2 separate regions of the Homo sapiens genome follow, and region 2 is linked to region 1. A link is a loop called in an ENCODE intact Hi-C map of the cell type or tissue named here. Cell type or tissue: PC-3. All regions are shown on one strand. Each heading gives the region's core, and the rest is flanking DNA. Links, peaks and the distances in the headings are about the cores only.

Evidence for each region. Hi-C counts contacts between places; a loop is a spot of excess contacts. Peaks named below come from ENCODE experiments on the same cell type or tissue, not always from the same donor. Only the 100,000 strongest peaks of a DNase experiment are listed, where the experiment ranks them.
Region 2: a loop joins it to region 1, with 3.0 times the contacts of the local background. A loop is called at or near these places in 6 of 110 quality-filtered maps.

The regions. Positions count from the first base shown.
Region 1 is chr3:186,411,327-186,419,376 of GRCh38, reverse strand. No RefSeq gene overlaps it. Among named protein-coding and RNA genes, the nearest start is that of LINC02020, 25 kb to the left of the region's middle. RefSeq lists an enhancer at 4,522-5,241. In PC-3, for the core only: no CTCF peak of the experiment used is centred there; DNase peaks (open chromatin) are centred at 4,376 and 5,126; H3K4me3 peaks cover 1,970 bases; H3K27ac peaks cover 2,407 bases.
Region 2 is chr3:186,277,658-186,285,707 of GRCh38, reverse strand. DGKG (diacylglycerol kinase gamma) reads left to right here. Exons shown (of 25, transcript NM_001346.3): 7 at 999-1,048; 8 at 4,964-5,038; 9 at 5,735-5,857. Among named protein-coding and RNA genes, the nearest start is that of DGKG, 81 kb to the left of the region's middle. In PC-3, for the core only: no CTCF peak of the experiment used is centred there; a DNase peak (open chromatin) is centred at 4,347; H3K27ac peaks cover 1,716 bases.

The sequences.
Region 1 (8,050 bases), core at 3,078-5,577:
TTTGCTGCATGAGTCCCACTCTTTTTTTAAATGAATGTATATCCATATTTTTCACATTCTTTTACAAACCTGGACTCATCCTACTTCATAACAAGCTGTTTCCATTTAATGATATTTCATTATCCCAGATTCCTCTCAGTCTGCACCCCCTGAAATGAACCCAGCTGTGAGAGACTAATGTTTACTGCTGCAGCCTGATTTGATAAGTAGCCTGCAAGTTAAGCAGACTGTCTTTTTCCAGTGAAAGTTTTCTAGGCTAATGCAGGAAAAATGTGTAATTGAGATAAATGCCCCTGGTGTTTTCCCAGAGTGCCATCCAAGTCCCCAGAGGCTTGTTTATAGGCATGCGGTCGTGGGGGTGGGGGGTGGTCTTTCCTCTCTGCAGCCTCTGCCTTACCTCTGCTGTTGCTGTTTTGCTTCTGTGGAAACCGAGGTGCTGAAAGGGTTCAAGGCATTTGGGAACCACCTGGGGAAGCTCACTGTCATTACTTGCTCAGAAGGCTGTTCTCACCTAGACCCATAACTCACTTCTGGGGCCTTGAGATAATCTGCTTGGCTCAGTTGACTGCAGGCCAAAAGGAGCAATTCATAAAGCTGCCACCTGGGAAAGATAACCCAGGCTACAGATTCCCTGAGTCCTAAGAGCCAGCTCGCTCTGTCCCGGCTACAACTCAGTGACCATGGAAACCAGCCGGCACTCACACACCTGCTCCTGCTCTTTGCAATTCCTGACCTCTCCCACCTGAGAAGTGTGCCTAGACTTGTGACCCTTGAGAGTGACTGCTTGGGAAGGGGCTGTCTTGAGCATTTCCATAGTCTGAGCTATGTTTTAACCTGGCAGCTGTGTGCAGGACATCTTGGAGCCAAGAGGGCTTTGAGGGAGGAGACCCTTTGGCAGGCACCAGAACAGTCTGGTTCTAGAATGACCACAGTGGTGGCCTGGGGAGGAAAAGAGAGCACTACTGAGAGAGATGTCTTTTCCAGTGGAAGAAAAGAACAAAAGCAAAAATGGAAGAAAAAAATCAGCCATAACTCTACTGCTCAGACTTAACATTGTTAATAGGTATGGAATCTTCTGGTCTTCTTCCTATGTATATGGAAAATGGATGATACTGTACACACCATGCTATAACCCACTGTTATTTGCCTAATTATAGAGAGAACATCTTTCTCTGTCATTAAATGGACAAAATGAATGAATGTTGCCTTCAGCTCTTCCTCTCTTCTCTGTCTGTCAGGGTCCTCCTCCCCAGGACTCCAGGCTCAGACAGCTGCCAACTCATCTCTGATAAAGTGCTACCCTTTCCAAGGCTGTTTGCCTTTTGCAAGAAACTCTTAAAAGCAGATCATCTTCATACTCCCCAAATTAGTCATTGGTGACTAATGGCAGAATATGAGAGTGGAGAGACGTTTCTACTCTGTCAACTCTCTGGTGAAGTAGGAATCTGAAGAAAACGGGAACACCCTGGGCCTTTGGTGTGTGATGCAGAGATGTCTGAATGTTCCCTAGAGCCTGACAGGATGGTATAAGTGAATCCACAAATGCATGAAAGATTTGTTGATTATGGGGGGAAGCATTGAGGAAGGACTCACCCACAGCCTGGAGTAACAGTAACAACATGGGATTCGGAGTCACACAGCCGTGGGTTAAAATTCTGGCTCTGTCAATTTCTAGCTGTGTGACCCAGGGCAAGTTGCTTAGCAGCTTCATGCCCTAGTTTCCTCACCTGTAAATGGAGATAGTAACACCTCCCTCACAGGGTTGTCATAAGAACTAAAACAAGATTCTATAGGTAAAGCATCTAGTCAGTGCTGAGCACTCAATAAGTGGTAGATATTAAGTCTAAAACAATAAAAATAACAACACATACCTTTTGAAATTCATATTTGGCCAGCAGTGAAATACGTAGGTACAAACCACATCAAGAAAATTTGATATACGAATATCTGAATTTGCATAACAAAGTAAGGTCTGATTGGTCATGCCATCTAGAATAATTTGCTTTACAAAGATGCAGTCAGTCAGTAAACAAATATACACGAGTTTCTACTATGTGCCAGGCACAGTAGAAGATCTTGGGTACTTAGAGGTGTGTAAAGCAGTCTCTGCTCTCAAGCACCTCATTTTTTAGTGGGGAAGACAGATAATTAACTCATACTTTCATATTTGCAGTTACACGTATTGAGACATGAAGACACAGGCATAGTTGCAGACATAGACATGGACATTTTTTTCCTTGGCGATAGGCACTGTGAAGAAGATGAAGCAGGATACTCTGATAGAGAATAACTGGCGTGGGATGTTTTAGCCAGAACAGTAATTGTGGGGGTAACGTCTGAGCTCAGACCTAAGTGGTGAGAAAGCAGCTGTGTGGAGATCCGTGGGGAGGACAAAGCGAGCAAGAACTCCAAGTGCAAAGATGCGCCAGCTAGAACAAGCTTAGCATAGGTGAGGAGGAGAAAGCAGTGGTGTGTCATGAAATACTATGCAGCCATAAAAAGGATGAGTTCTTGTCCTTTGTAGGGACATGGATGAAGCTGGAAACCATCATTCTCAGCAAACTATCGCAAGGACAAAAAAAACAAACACCGCATGTTCTCACTCATAGGTGGGAACTGAACAAGGAGAACACTTGGACACAGGAAGGGGAACATCACACACCAGGGCCTGTTGTGGAGTGGGGGGAGGGGGGAGGGATAGTATTAGGTGATAGACCTAATGTAAATGACGAGTTAATGGGTGCAGTGCACCAACATGGCACATGTATACATATGTAACAAACCTGCACGTTGTGCACATGTACCCTAGAACTTAAAGTATAATAAATATATATATATATGAAAGAAAGCAGTGATGTGATTAGAACCTTATGAGCCAGGATGGGAATAAAGACAGCCATGACTGAAGAGGCAGGAGCCAGACTATGTAGGACAGAGGATGGCAAACACTCTCTGTAAAGGGCCAGATAGCTCGTATTTTAGGCTTTGTCACACCGACTCTGTCACAGCTACTCAACTCTGCCCTTGTGGTACCAAAGCAGCCATAGATAATTCATCTTTAGATGCAGCCATAGATAAGTCATCTATAGATGGGGGTGATGGGGGTGTGCATGCTCCAATAAAACTTTATTTACAAAAAGTGGTGGGAGAGAGAAACAAAGGGCCATAATTTGTTAACCCTTGATTTAGACTGGTGAAGGCCTCGATGAGGAAGCTGGATGTTATTATCAGTGTGGGTTTTAAGCAGAGGAGTGATAGAGTCTGATTTATATTTTTAAAAGGATTGCTCTGTTCTATGGAGGATGGACTGGAAGGCAAGGGAGGAAGCAGGGACCTGGGAAAGAGGCTGGTGAAATAGTCCAGGGAGGGATGGCAGAACAGCAGAGGTGCTGAGAAGTGACCAGATCCTGATTATACACTGCATTAGAACCAGCAGGATTACAAATGAATTGAGTGTAGGGGATGAACGAAAGAGAGGAATCAAGAATGATTGCTGGTTTTTTGGCTCTAGCAGCTGGGTTGATGATGCCACATATACTGAAATGGGGAACACTAGGGGAGAGGTATATTTTAAGGGATAAAAAGCAATCTATCAATTTTGTCCTTGCTAAGTTCGAGCTGCCTAACGGACAGGCAGGTGATGATGGCCAGCAGGCAGTGGTGTTTGCACATCTAGAACTCAGCGAGAGATCCAGCTAGAGATAGAAATTTGGCAGTCGACCAGGTGCGGTGGCTCAAGCCTCTAATCCCAGCACTTTGGGAGGCCGAGGTGGGCAGATCACCTGAGGTCAGAGGTTTAAGACAAGGCTGGCCAACATAGTGAAACCCCATCTCTACTAAAAATACAAAACAATTATCCAGGAGTGGTGGCTGGCGCCTGTAATCCCAGCTACTCAGGAGGCTGAGGCACTAGAATTGCTTGAACCCGGGAGGCAGAGGCTGCAGTGAGTTGAGATCATGACACTGCACTCCAGCCTGAGTGATAGAGCAAGACAAAAAAAAAGGAGAGAGAGAAAGAAAGAAACAAGGGAAGGAAGGAAGGAAGGAAGGAAGGAAGGAAGGAAGGAAGGAAGGAAGAAAGAAAAGAAAAGAAAAGAAAAGAAAAGAAAAGAAAAGAAAAGAAAAGAAAAGAAAAGAAAAGGCAGGCAGAAATTTGAGAGTCATCAGAGTGCCAGGATGGGCATCCTCCAGTTTTCTCTAGGAAGGAGGAAATGAAGCCAGGAGGAACAAAGGTAGAATGCAGGTCCTTCCAGTACACTGAGGTGTGGTAGAGGCAGGGAGGACAGCAGAGGAGCCTGAGAAGGAACAGTCAGCAACCTGGGGACAAGCCAAGTGAGTGTGAGGGTCAAGGAATCACACCCGTTTCAAGAAGGAAGCCATGGGTGATTGCATCGAATGCTGCTGAGTGACTCAAGTAAGAGGAGGTTTCTGCATAGGACTCGCCAGAGGAGTCCCACAACTGTTGAACTGTCCAGGACATTTACAATATGATTCCGTTTCCAAAAATTCAAAACTGCAATTTACCCACAACTTCTTAGTAACACAAATCAGCTCAACATCTATTGAGTTGCTACTATGACTCACCTTTTTTGCTTAAAAATCCTTGGAACAAAGACAAGTTTGCAAAATGTCTTAAATCAAGCAGCCTACACTTAGAAGGAGAAAAGCCGGGTAATGATATTTTTAACTTGCAGGGGCTGTAGAGGTGATATGAAAAAAGAGCCGTTTTTTAATTTATATATAGCCAATCAGAATCAGACACGGTAGGGATCATAGAATTAATAACTCACAAAATCCACAGGTGATCTCTTTTAAGGCAATGATTTTCACCTCTTTCACCATTTAGATCCATCTTTAAATGTGAACTTCTCCTTCCTTTTCCCTGACAGCTTTAAGGAGGGGTTGATAATAGGAATTGAACTGGCCACAGGGCACCAGGCAAGGAATAAAGATCAGTGCACTTCTAGATGGTCATCGGTCTGGTTCTCTAGAGCGGCAGGAGGTACAGTCACAGTTCCCTGGTCAGGCTGGGCCGGCACCCACTAGGCATGCACCTGGCCCTGCTGAGGCAGCGATTCACATTTCCTGACTTGCATTCAAAAGGTTGTTCTTTCTGACCCAATTTGGTCATTGGCACAAGGGCGTCACCGCCTCTTGCCTCGTTCCCTTTCTCATTTCAGTCTCCTCCCTCCCCTGACACTGCTCCTTCTTCCTGCCCCAAGAAAAGCGGTTAGGTCTCCAGAGGCTGGATGGTGCGTAGTGAACAGAGTACCTGTTCTATGAAAAGAATTCTAAAGCTTTCCCCAGCTTCCACCTCAAACCGTGAGCTCTGCAAGCCCCGTCCCCCGGCCCCCCTCAACACACACACACCGCGCCCAGGGATCGATGAACTAAAAATAGCCGAGGCTTGTAAATGAACTGGAACCTTTTCTGCTGTGTTCTTAGCCCTTCACAGTCGTGGCAGGGACACAGGGAGGAGCACAAGCCAGAGCTGCTTATTTTTCCAGCCATGCCTGTTGGAGGCAAGCGCCCCCACCCCCTGCTGCTTGGTGGATTAATGATGGCATTTCCCCCCTCTAGCTTCCCATCTCCTGTGAAGTACAACTTGTCCTGTTCCGGGACGCCACTTGGCATTCCTCCTGGAGGAAGCGGATTTTGAGTTGCATTTCAAAAGAAATGTACTGTCACACTGGTGTGCTCTAAATTAGCGATCTCCCAGGGCAGTCAGGATAAGTCCCACTCCCTGCAGCTACAGTTCTCCCTGGAAACATTCCCTGCCTGGCATGGTGACCGTCTCCTCCCGTCTATCTTCTGATATTTTTTGAATATAGCCTGTTAGGTGCTATATACCATGTAAAATATTGCCGGGTACTGTGCCAGAGGCTTGGAGTTCACAGATGAATTAATACGGTTTATTTGTAATTCCTCATTTGTCCTGAGAGACATGGAATAGGGGAAGTGTGTTCCCTGGGTCTTTTGGGTACTGCCCAAGAGTAGCCAAGGTCAAGAGCACAGTGAGAAGGAGGCAGCCAAGGACATCTCCAGGGGCTGGGGGGAAGGAAGGCATTTCCCTTGGGGTCTGGGGTCCCCGGGAATGGCCTTGGCTGCTTCTGTCTTATGCTATATTTTGGCACCCAGTAGGCACTCCACACATGGTAATGGAGTACAGTGGTTAAGAGCACGTGGTTTTTGGAATCAGGCAGACCTGGGTTCACAGCCTGCCTTATGCCGCTTGCAGGTGACCCAACTTCTCTAGGAGTACGTTTCTTCATCTTTAAAACAGGGTTAATGATAGAACCTTCCTGATAAGGTGATTGTGAGGATGCAATGAGACTGTGTGTCTAAATCACTTGTTCTCTTGCCTGGCACAGGGTAAACAATAAATGGCATTATTTTAAAATATAGTGTATTGGCTGGGCACGGTGGCTTATGCTTGTAATCCCAGCACTTTGGGAGGCCAAGGCGGGGGGATCACCAGAGGTCAGGAGTTCGAGACCAGCCCGGCCAGTGTGGTGAAACCCTGCCTCTACTAAAAATACAAAAAATTAGCCAGGTGTGGTGGTGCTTGTCTGTAATCCCAGCTGTTTGGGAGGCTGAAGCAGGAGAATCACTGGAACCCAGGAGGCGGAGGTTGCAGTGAACCGAGATTGCTCCACTGCACTCCAGCCTGGGCGACAAAGAAAGATTGCGTCTCAAAAATATAATATATATATATATAGTATTAATAGAACACTTGAGGTACAGTAAGGCAAACAGACCAGTTGACAATTGCCATTAAGAGATAGTTTATTACAGTTCCCAAAAGGAGGGTGTATGCCATGCCATGGGGGGAGAGGGCCACAGGGAAACATCAGGAGGCGGAAGGAGGGGTAAACTGTGGGCAAGAGCTCTTATTGTGGTTTCATGGGAAGGAACAGGTCAGGCAGGGTAAGGGGGCTTCAGATTGACTGGTTTAAATAATTCCAGTGGCTCTGGTGCATAGGGGCTGTCTCTGTTGTCTGGTCCTGGCCCTGGGATGATTAGGGCAGGTGAGTAGTGACCCAGAGCCTTATCATGGAGGTGGCTGGAGCTTGGGCTCTGGATTGATTGGTTTGCATTTCCAAGACATACTCATGGACAAGTTGTTCGCTGTCTCTAGGAATTGACTCATCCAGGGAGGGGCAGTCCCTCCAGAGTCAGCAAGGCCCCAGGTGCCAAAGCATCAGAATACAGAAAGTAAAAGCCATGATTAATACAAGTACCTAGTATTTTTCTATACATATGTACACGGTACGAAGCTTAGTCCATAACAATGGGAAAGTAAGGTTACCTTTCTTCTAAATTAAGTTAAATCTTACTTGGAGACTTGATTCTGATGGGTACAGTAATTCACTCTCAGTTTCTTTTGGAGCTTCTCCTCACTGTCCAAACCTCAGCTCCAGGAAAGAGAGCAAAGGCCTCTCTGTCTTCTCCACCAGAGAAAAAGATGCAGGAAGGCGTCCCCAACCCTTCAAGCCACCGTTCGTCTCAGTTCCTGCTGAGATGCTCCCTGTCCAGGCCCTCTTTGTTCCTCAGGCCTGGGAAGCCTGGTGGGGTTGCTGTTTCTCTGCCTTCTGTGCTACATGAGGGTTATTACAGAGGCCAGGAGTCTCCCAGGTGCACCATTCCCCAGATTCCTCCAAGTCTGGGGAAATGTGGTCACGGGTCTGATGGAAGTTCTGCAGAGGGAGGACATAGACATGGTCGTCAGCTCAACCCCAGAGCCCTTCCCCTAGCCCACCCCCATGGTCTGGCCTTTTGGCTTCCTCATCCTCAACATCTCAGAGCCACTCCTCCCCTCCTTGCTATTCTCTTGGCCTAGAACTCACTTTTCCCTCTTCTTTGTCCAACTTGAGTTCACATTTATCTAACATTTATTGAGAACCTACTATGAGCCAGATTATCTACGTAACTCCATTTTACCTCATTACATCTATTAATTCTCACAACAGCCTATAATATCCTATTGATACCCATTTTACAGATGAGAAATCAAGGTTCCAAGAGGTTAAGTAATTTATTCACAGTCACA
Region 2 (8,050 bases), core at 2,980-5,479, 130 kb after region 1:
AACTCTGTCTCAAAAAAAAAAAAAAAAAGAAAGAAAGAAAGAATAGCAGGAAAATGAAGAAATGCTTATCTCTGCTTCCTGCCATGCTGACTTATGAGACCACAGACAGGATCTTTTCCTTTTGGTTGAGTAAAACATAGGTTTCCAGGTCCCATAAGTAAACATGTAGTCCCTTGTCCAGATTTTTCTCCCAGATCTTCCTTATCCTACATCACTTCCCAGCAGTTAGAACGTGATTGAAGATGTTTCTGAATAGCGTATTTCCGAATACCTTTAGAAAAAGGAAAAGATGGCTTCCGTAATAACTACCCCATAGCATTATTGAGGATTAAGCAATAATGAGAAAGTCTATAGGACAGTACCTTGTATATGTTAAATGCCATATATAAATGTTCATTTGAAAAGGAAAATAAAAATTAGTAACATCTGTTGAGTGCTTTCTATGTTCTAAGCCCAGTTGATTTGGCCTATCAGTTACACATTAATCTTCATAATAATCCTAGGAGAAACCAACTATTATTCTCTCCACTTTATAGATAAGGAAGCTGAGCTCAAAGAAGTTAAGTAACTTGTTGGGCACCCCCCAGAAGTGGCAGGGCAGTCCTAGGATTTAAATCTGCCTAACTCTACACTTTCTATGCTCAATAGAAGAAAAATTCTGGTGCCTCTGCCCCACCCCCAGCTGGGCATTTGCTTTAGGTTGTGTTCTAGTGACGCTGAAATGTGTTCATGCTCCCCAGGGAATTACACTCATGACCTGGACTTCATCAGCCACATAGGTATTGCTTAGACAGGTCCAGAAGCCAGGTGGTTCTCCTCCCTTGGCCCAGCCTCTCTGTAAGGAAGTCAGACTCTGTGCTCAGAGGGAGGGAGAGCTGGCTGCCATAACCTTCGTCACAGTGGTGACAGAACTAATCTAAAAACCTGGCAGCATCAAAACTTCAGCCATCCGCGCTTCTTAGAGGACACCTCAAGGCTTACCTCTGTGTTTCTTACAGTCATGTTTCGCCTCTATGATTCAGATGAGAACGGTCTCCTGGACCAAGCGGTAAGTTCTCACTCTAAATATCCCTCATGGACCTGAGAAAGGCTGGGGGAGCAGGGAGCAAGCAGAGGAAGAATCTGAAAATGTTCAGTTCCGTCTTTGTAGTAATAGCAATGTCTCGATGCAGGCTGAGGAAATCCGACTAGGACCTCTCCACCCGCTATTTCCAAAGGGCCGGCCTTGCAGAGCGTGAATGCCAACTTACCTTTTCGCTCTAGAAGCCTGGGATCATCAAATCTCAGGATGGAGGGATGCTTTAGCATGTCACCTAGTTTAACTTCCCATTCAGTTCACAAGCGCCTCCTGCAATTTCCTGCAGGAGTCCTGAGGCCAAGAGGAGAGGGCGGGGGAGGCAACAAGACCAAGGGAAAAGGGCACGAGGAAGGAGGCTGCTGGTTACTGTTGATGTGCAAGGAAGGAGGCTGCTGGTTACTGCTGATTTCAGAGGAAGGAGGCTGCTGGTCACTGCTGATGTGCTTTGCCGTCACCCTTGGCTGCCTCTCCTACTCCAGGGCACTAGCCTAGGAGTCTGGTTCTGTCTGCTCTAAGTACATGTTCCCATCCCATTGCACCTGAGAAAGCCTGAGACTCACCCTCACCCCTTCAGGAACAGGCAAGGATCGATCAAGGCTCGTGGAGTAAAAGGAAGAATGGAAAGAGAAGAAGGCAAACAGAGTCAGACAGGCCCTGTTGTCCTGACTGTCAATGTCAGAGATAGGGCTCATTAACAGGAAGGCCCTGAGGTTGAGATGCATGGGGCTGAGTCAGACCAGAGGAAGGAAGGAAGGGAAGAAGTCCACTAGACAAACTGAATCATCCCAATTCCCTCTAAACCCCAGGGTGCCTCTATGGGATCCCTCCAGCTACATTGCAATGCTGCGGGTTGGGTCATTTGAGGAAACATCCAGAGAATCACAGATTCTCAAGCATTTGGTCAACACATATTTACTGAGTATCTGCATTATGTCAGGCACTCTTCTAAGCACTGAGGGTATGGCAGTGTAGCCAACTGACAAAGTTCCATGCCCTCATGAAGCTTTCATTCTAGTCCAAGCACAGACACTAAGCAGCATAGTAAAAACATGTGTCAGGTAGGGATGGGTGCTGAGAAGAAAAATAAAGGAAAGGAAATGTTGGAAGAAGTTGAAGCTTTAGCGAGGGTCGCCGAGGAAGGCCTCTCTAGGAGGGGGCATCTGAACAGAGGCATGAAGAAGGTGAGGGAGTAATTCTAGGGGAAGAGCCTTCCAGGAGAAAGAACAGTGAGTGCGAGGGTCCTGAGGGTCCCTAGGATGTTAGAAGATTCACTCCGGGCCAGTGTGAATGGAGCAGAATGAGTAAACAGATGAGATCACAGTGAGGAAGTAATAGGGGATGAGATCAGAGAAGTCATGGGATGGGGGTAGGAGAGTGGGGAGTTTGCAAATCTTATTAAACGTTATAGGTGATTAATAGTGTTTATCTTTGGCCAGGCGAGTGACTCTTGCCTGTAACCCCAGCACTTTGGGAGGCGGGCAGATCACGAGGTCAGGAGTTCGAGCCCAGCCTGGCCAATATGGTGAAACCCCGTTTCTACTAAAAATACAAAAATTAGCCGGGCATGTTGGCACACACCTGTAGTCCCAGCTACTCAGGAGGCTGAGGCAGGAGAATTGCTTGAACCCTGGAGGTGGAGGTTGCAGTGAGCCAAGATCACGCCACTTACTCCAGCCTGGGCGACAGAGGGAGACTCCGTCTCAAAAAAATTAAAAAAAAAAAGTGTATCTTTTACTCCAGAGAAATGGAGAACCATTGACGATCTTGAGCAGAGGAGTGATGTGATTGACTTATGTTTTAACAGAATCACTGTACTCTGGGTGCAGTAGTTCAAGCCTATAATCCCAGTACTTTGGGAAGCTGAGGTGGGCGGATCACCAGAGGTCAGGAGTTTGAGACCAGCCTAGCCAACATGGCAAAACCCCGTCTCTACTAAAAATACAAAAGAAATTATCCGGGTGTGGTGGCGGGCGCCTGTAGTCCCAGCTACTCGGGAGGCTGAGATGGGAGAATCACTTGAACCCAGGAGGTGGAGGTTGCCATGAGCCGAGATGGCGCCACTGCACTCCAGCCTGGGTGACAGAGGGAATGCAAGCAGGGATACTGGTTAGGAGGCCGTTGAAATAATCAAGGCATGAAATGGTGTAGACTTGTACAGGGTAGAATCATTGCAGGTAGTAAGAAGTTGTTAAATTCCAGATACGTTTTAAAGGTAATATTGGAAGACTGAAGCAAATCTCAAAAGAGTTATCTGATTCAACCTTTCACCGGAATCCCTGTCATATGGACTCCTACCTTAAGACAGCCATTCCACTGCTGGGGGTGACTGCTGGAGAGGGCTTCCTTCTCGAACACAGGCACTCCTCTTTGTGGTGGGGAATCGTTTTCAACTCAAAACCTGCTTCTGCTCCCCTTCTCCCCCAATCCAACAGGGAGGCCAAAATAAGCCAGTCCTCAACTCCTTCCTTCCCTGCATCCCTCTCTGCTTCCTTCTGTCCCCCATACCTGGCCAGGACAAATGGAATACCTATCCCATACAATAGGCCTTCGAGTATTTGAAGGTGCTATCACATCTCCCCTAAAATCTTCTCCAAGCTAAAATTTCTCTATTCCTACACTGGTTCTCATAAGGCAGGCTTAAATATCCACTTTGGACAAGCTCTGGTTTGTAAATGCCATTCCTGGAATGTGGCACAGAACAGAATCCGTCCCCTATGATTCTTTAAGTATCCAAATGTGGCCTGACCAGGAAGACCTCAGGGGAACTTTTTCTTTTTTAAATCTGCCAACTCTGCTTCTATTTTCATAGCCCAAGACTGAGTCCAATTCTTGGTTCCTGAAATACGTTTTCTCTTTAAATCTTGGACCCAACCAGAGATTCACAAGCTCTTTTCTTTTGGAACTTCTGCCAAAACCTTTCCCCACCTTTGTGCCCACTTTCTTACCCTCATCTACTGGCCTATCCTGTAGTTTTGCAATGGATTGTTTTTTAACTTAAATAAAATACAATTTTTTAAAATCCCTGCTGGGTTTTAGCTTGCTATTTGGACCCGGCATTCTATCTGGCAGAGGTAACACTTTTGAACCTTGCTTCAGTCTACCAACATGTCCTCCCAAAGCAATCTTACTGTGAACATCTTAACTGGTGCCTAAATGGTGCTAACTTTGACACCAAATGCCTCTTCAGTCTGGTGTGTTTCAGCGGGGCTCTCAGAACACTGACTCATTGGCAGCCAACAATTCTGTGAGGTTTTAGATGGAGCCTGGCCTCAGTACCAAAAGGCTCAGTCATCAAGTAAACATATTCCTCATGAGTTTCCTGTTCACGGACTCCTGGGGGCTGGGCTAAGGGCTGGACCATGGTAAAAAGGAAACAGAGGAGATAACAAAAGGAATCAAAATCATGGTACCTGAGCTGAGACACACACAGTAACCCTCCATGCAAGAGAAACTGGCCTCGAGCTGAGAGATGGATCCCAAGTTGCTACAGCTGTGGGGATGAGTGATAAGAAGTGACAGGAGAAATCTGCCTTGATTTGTAAGTATTTGTGGAAGCTATAATCACAAAGAGGGATAAAAATAGGAGTGCTTTCTATGCTTTCCAAGTTAAAGCACAGAATAAGGGAAGGAAGGTGGGTCCAGGAGGAAGTCAGTGTTTATGAGCTTTTTGCATACCTCCAGCTTATGCATGCTCTGTGCTTCTCGTGAGCTTTGTGGTCGAGACAGAAATAAACTGAGCTCCTCACAAAATGGCAGTTACTGCACCAGCTTCTTCTCTTGCCCTGCCCTGTCCCTCTTCCCACTGGGCTTAATTTTGAGTTCGGCTCTTAATGACACATCTCTGGTTGTCTCCTTTTGATATTTTCTCCCTTTGCTATTTTCTAGGAGATGGATTGCATTGTCAACCAAATGCTGCATATTGCCCAGTACCTGGAGTGGGATCCCACAGAGCTGAGGCCTGTGAGTTTCTATAAGGATGGGGTGGCTTTGGAGTGAGCTTCTAAGACGGGAGGGGGACACACTCAAGACATGAATGAGTGTTAACCCTGCAGGTGCTCCCAGACTCATCTTCTTATAGGCAGCTTCTTTGGAGTCCTGCACTTTACCTCCTACCTCTCTGATAGGAAAAATGTAGGCAGCAGGAAAACGTGCAGACATAACTGAAATAACCATGCTAATCTTTTCACCAGAACTAAAATGTTATAGCAGAAATTCATCAGTCAAAGAATTTAGAGAGAACTGTAGAGATTTCTATTAGAAAGAATTGTAGAGATCTTCCTCAATCACCAGATAATATGAATTATAAGAATAATTACATTTGGGGGCTCCTATGTGTCAGGTATTTTGTTATTCACTTTACATTCATTTTCTCTAATCCCTGCTACAGTGCCACAAACACAACAATATTATTTCCATTTTTACAGATAAGCAAACCAGAGCCCACAGAGTCAGGGTGACTGGCCCAAGGCCCAAGGGCAGAGCCAGACCTGGAAGCCTGGCCTCCTCACTCCCAGTCTGCTCTATTCACACTTAACAGGAGGGGAAAGGGGTAAAACACAAACCAGATAATGCAAGATGAACAAGACAGCAGAGGCAGAAGGCAGGTAGACATGTCGATGATGAAAATGGACAATGATTGCTCTTTGGATTCCACAGATATTGAAGGAGATGCTGCAAGGGATGGACTACGACCGGGACGGCTTTGTGTCTCTACAGGAATGGGTCCATGGAGGGATGACCACCATCCCATTGCTGGTCCTCCTGGGGATGGATGACTCTGTAAGTCAACAAGCTGGAGTTCAGAGATCTCTTGCCATTCAGGAACATTGGGCTTCATGTTAATATCAACATATCACTTTGGCTTCTGCTCCAGACTGCCCAACAGACGTGCCATGACCAGCCCCAAAGTCCTCTCTATTTACATTATTTTGTATCCATTAGTGCCTGAAGTATATTCATTTGACAGACATTTACTACATTATTACTACTTTAAAAATACTGTTCTGCATGCTGTGAGGGAATACAGACACATTATCTGCCTGCAAGAACCTTATACTCAACCAGGCAAAGGGCCACAAACTTCAAAGAAGAATTCTGTCTTTTCAACAAATTAGGTTTAAAAATGCTAAGAGAATTGGGGAAGGAAGGGTGAGAGGAAAGAACGAAGGGAGAGAGGAAAAAATACGGATCTGTTGTGGGGGTGGCTTCCATTAGTGGTATCTTATTTAATAATCAAAACAACCAGATAAGGTAAATATTTTTATCCCAATTTATACAGATGGAAAACTGAGGTTCTGACCCTAAGGAGCAAAAGGAGGAGTGAGGATTTGTCTCTGACACCAAAGATGTTGCACTTTGTAATATCCCACACATGAGAGTTAGGCCAGTGGGAAGAAACCTTGGAAGGTGTTGACTTGTCCCTGAAGAATGCATGAGATTTTGATGTCCCATTCTTGAGAATAAAGAGCAGGTGGCCTTAAAGACCTAGAGAGAGTTTATGGCTTGGAGAACAGCTTGATTAAAAACACAAATGAAAGAAAGTTCTGGGTGTGTTAGGCAAATCTCCCATTTGATCAGAGTAGGGCATATGTGTACAGGCTTAATGTGAAACTGATTGTTATATATACCTTCATCTGACCCAGTTACTGTATTCTCCACCTATTTACCAAGTGAACTCACTTCCATGCATGAGGTAGGGAAGACTAAAACTAGTAGGAGCACAAATGGTGACATTAAGCGTTTACTAGTCACACCAGTTGTGTGACAACACTACTTTGAGATTACAGATCTCAAAGATTACACCTCTTTGAGACTATTCCATAGAGAGGAACAGGGCAGCAAGTGCAGCTGGGTGAGCCTCTAGCTGACCAAGTTGCCTATAATATCTTCATTTCATAGCTCTGCAATTCAGGACTAAAGCTGAGCCCCCATTTCTGAAGCTCAAGAACTATGAATCTTGCAATCATTTCATAGCATGTCCAGTGCTTTCCAAGCTCTAAGGAGAAATCAAGGAACCAGGATCTACATGACCCCCTTCTTATTCCTTAGAACCCTAGAAAGTCAAGCTGGAAAAGATCTTTGTGGTCCCTGGTTGATCCCCTTTCTTTTACAAACTGAGACCCAGAGAAATGAAGGAACTTGCCCAAGGACATCCACCGAACTAGCACCAGAGATCATCCCCCTTACTCGCTCACATCACGCCTCTCACCCAATGATCCCTTGCCAAGAAGCTTTATGTACAAGAACCCATGTGATCCAGGAACTGGAAGGGCTCAGATAAGTTAGATATGCTTTCTGCTGACTTTACTCACTTAAGATTATACTCAAGACAAAATGGAAGTTCTGTTCCAAAACACCATTTTTTTTTTCTCATTTAGGGAATAAAGATGGGACATTTTAGTTACAGGGAATCAATTTCCATTTTCTGTTCTACTTTGGACTTGCTGAGGTTCAAAATACCACCAACTCTTTGCATGGAAAAGACCCGCTGTCTTGTGGCAGGAGGAAGGAGAGCCCATCTACTTCCTCAGCATTCTCCCAAATGTCTCCCCTAAATGCCAGATCAGCCTTGTAGAAAACTCTCATTTATATCAGGAAAGTGGCCAATGCAAGTTTAGTTTTATTAATCAAGAGTTTTATGCACTTATTTTTAAATATGTACTTTAAAAGTTTTTAACACTTACTATTTGGGGTTTTGGAGAAAGCCCCCATCAATGTCTTAAAAGTCCATTGCTTCTTGGGCTTTTTCAAAACCCACATACAACCACTGAAAAGTCTGGGGAATCACTGAATGAGATATTTGCAAAACAGACTCTCTCCCAGGAAAATCGTAGCAGCAGCATAAAACCTGGTGAGCACGAGGAAGGCTACGCCCACGTTCTGCAGCCACCATCATGTGGAAAGGAAAGAGCCACATGATGGTGCTATAACCCAAGCAGAAACGTTACTTTATCCCAAGTCACGGTCCATGCA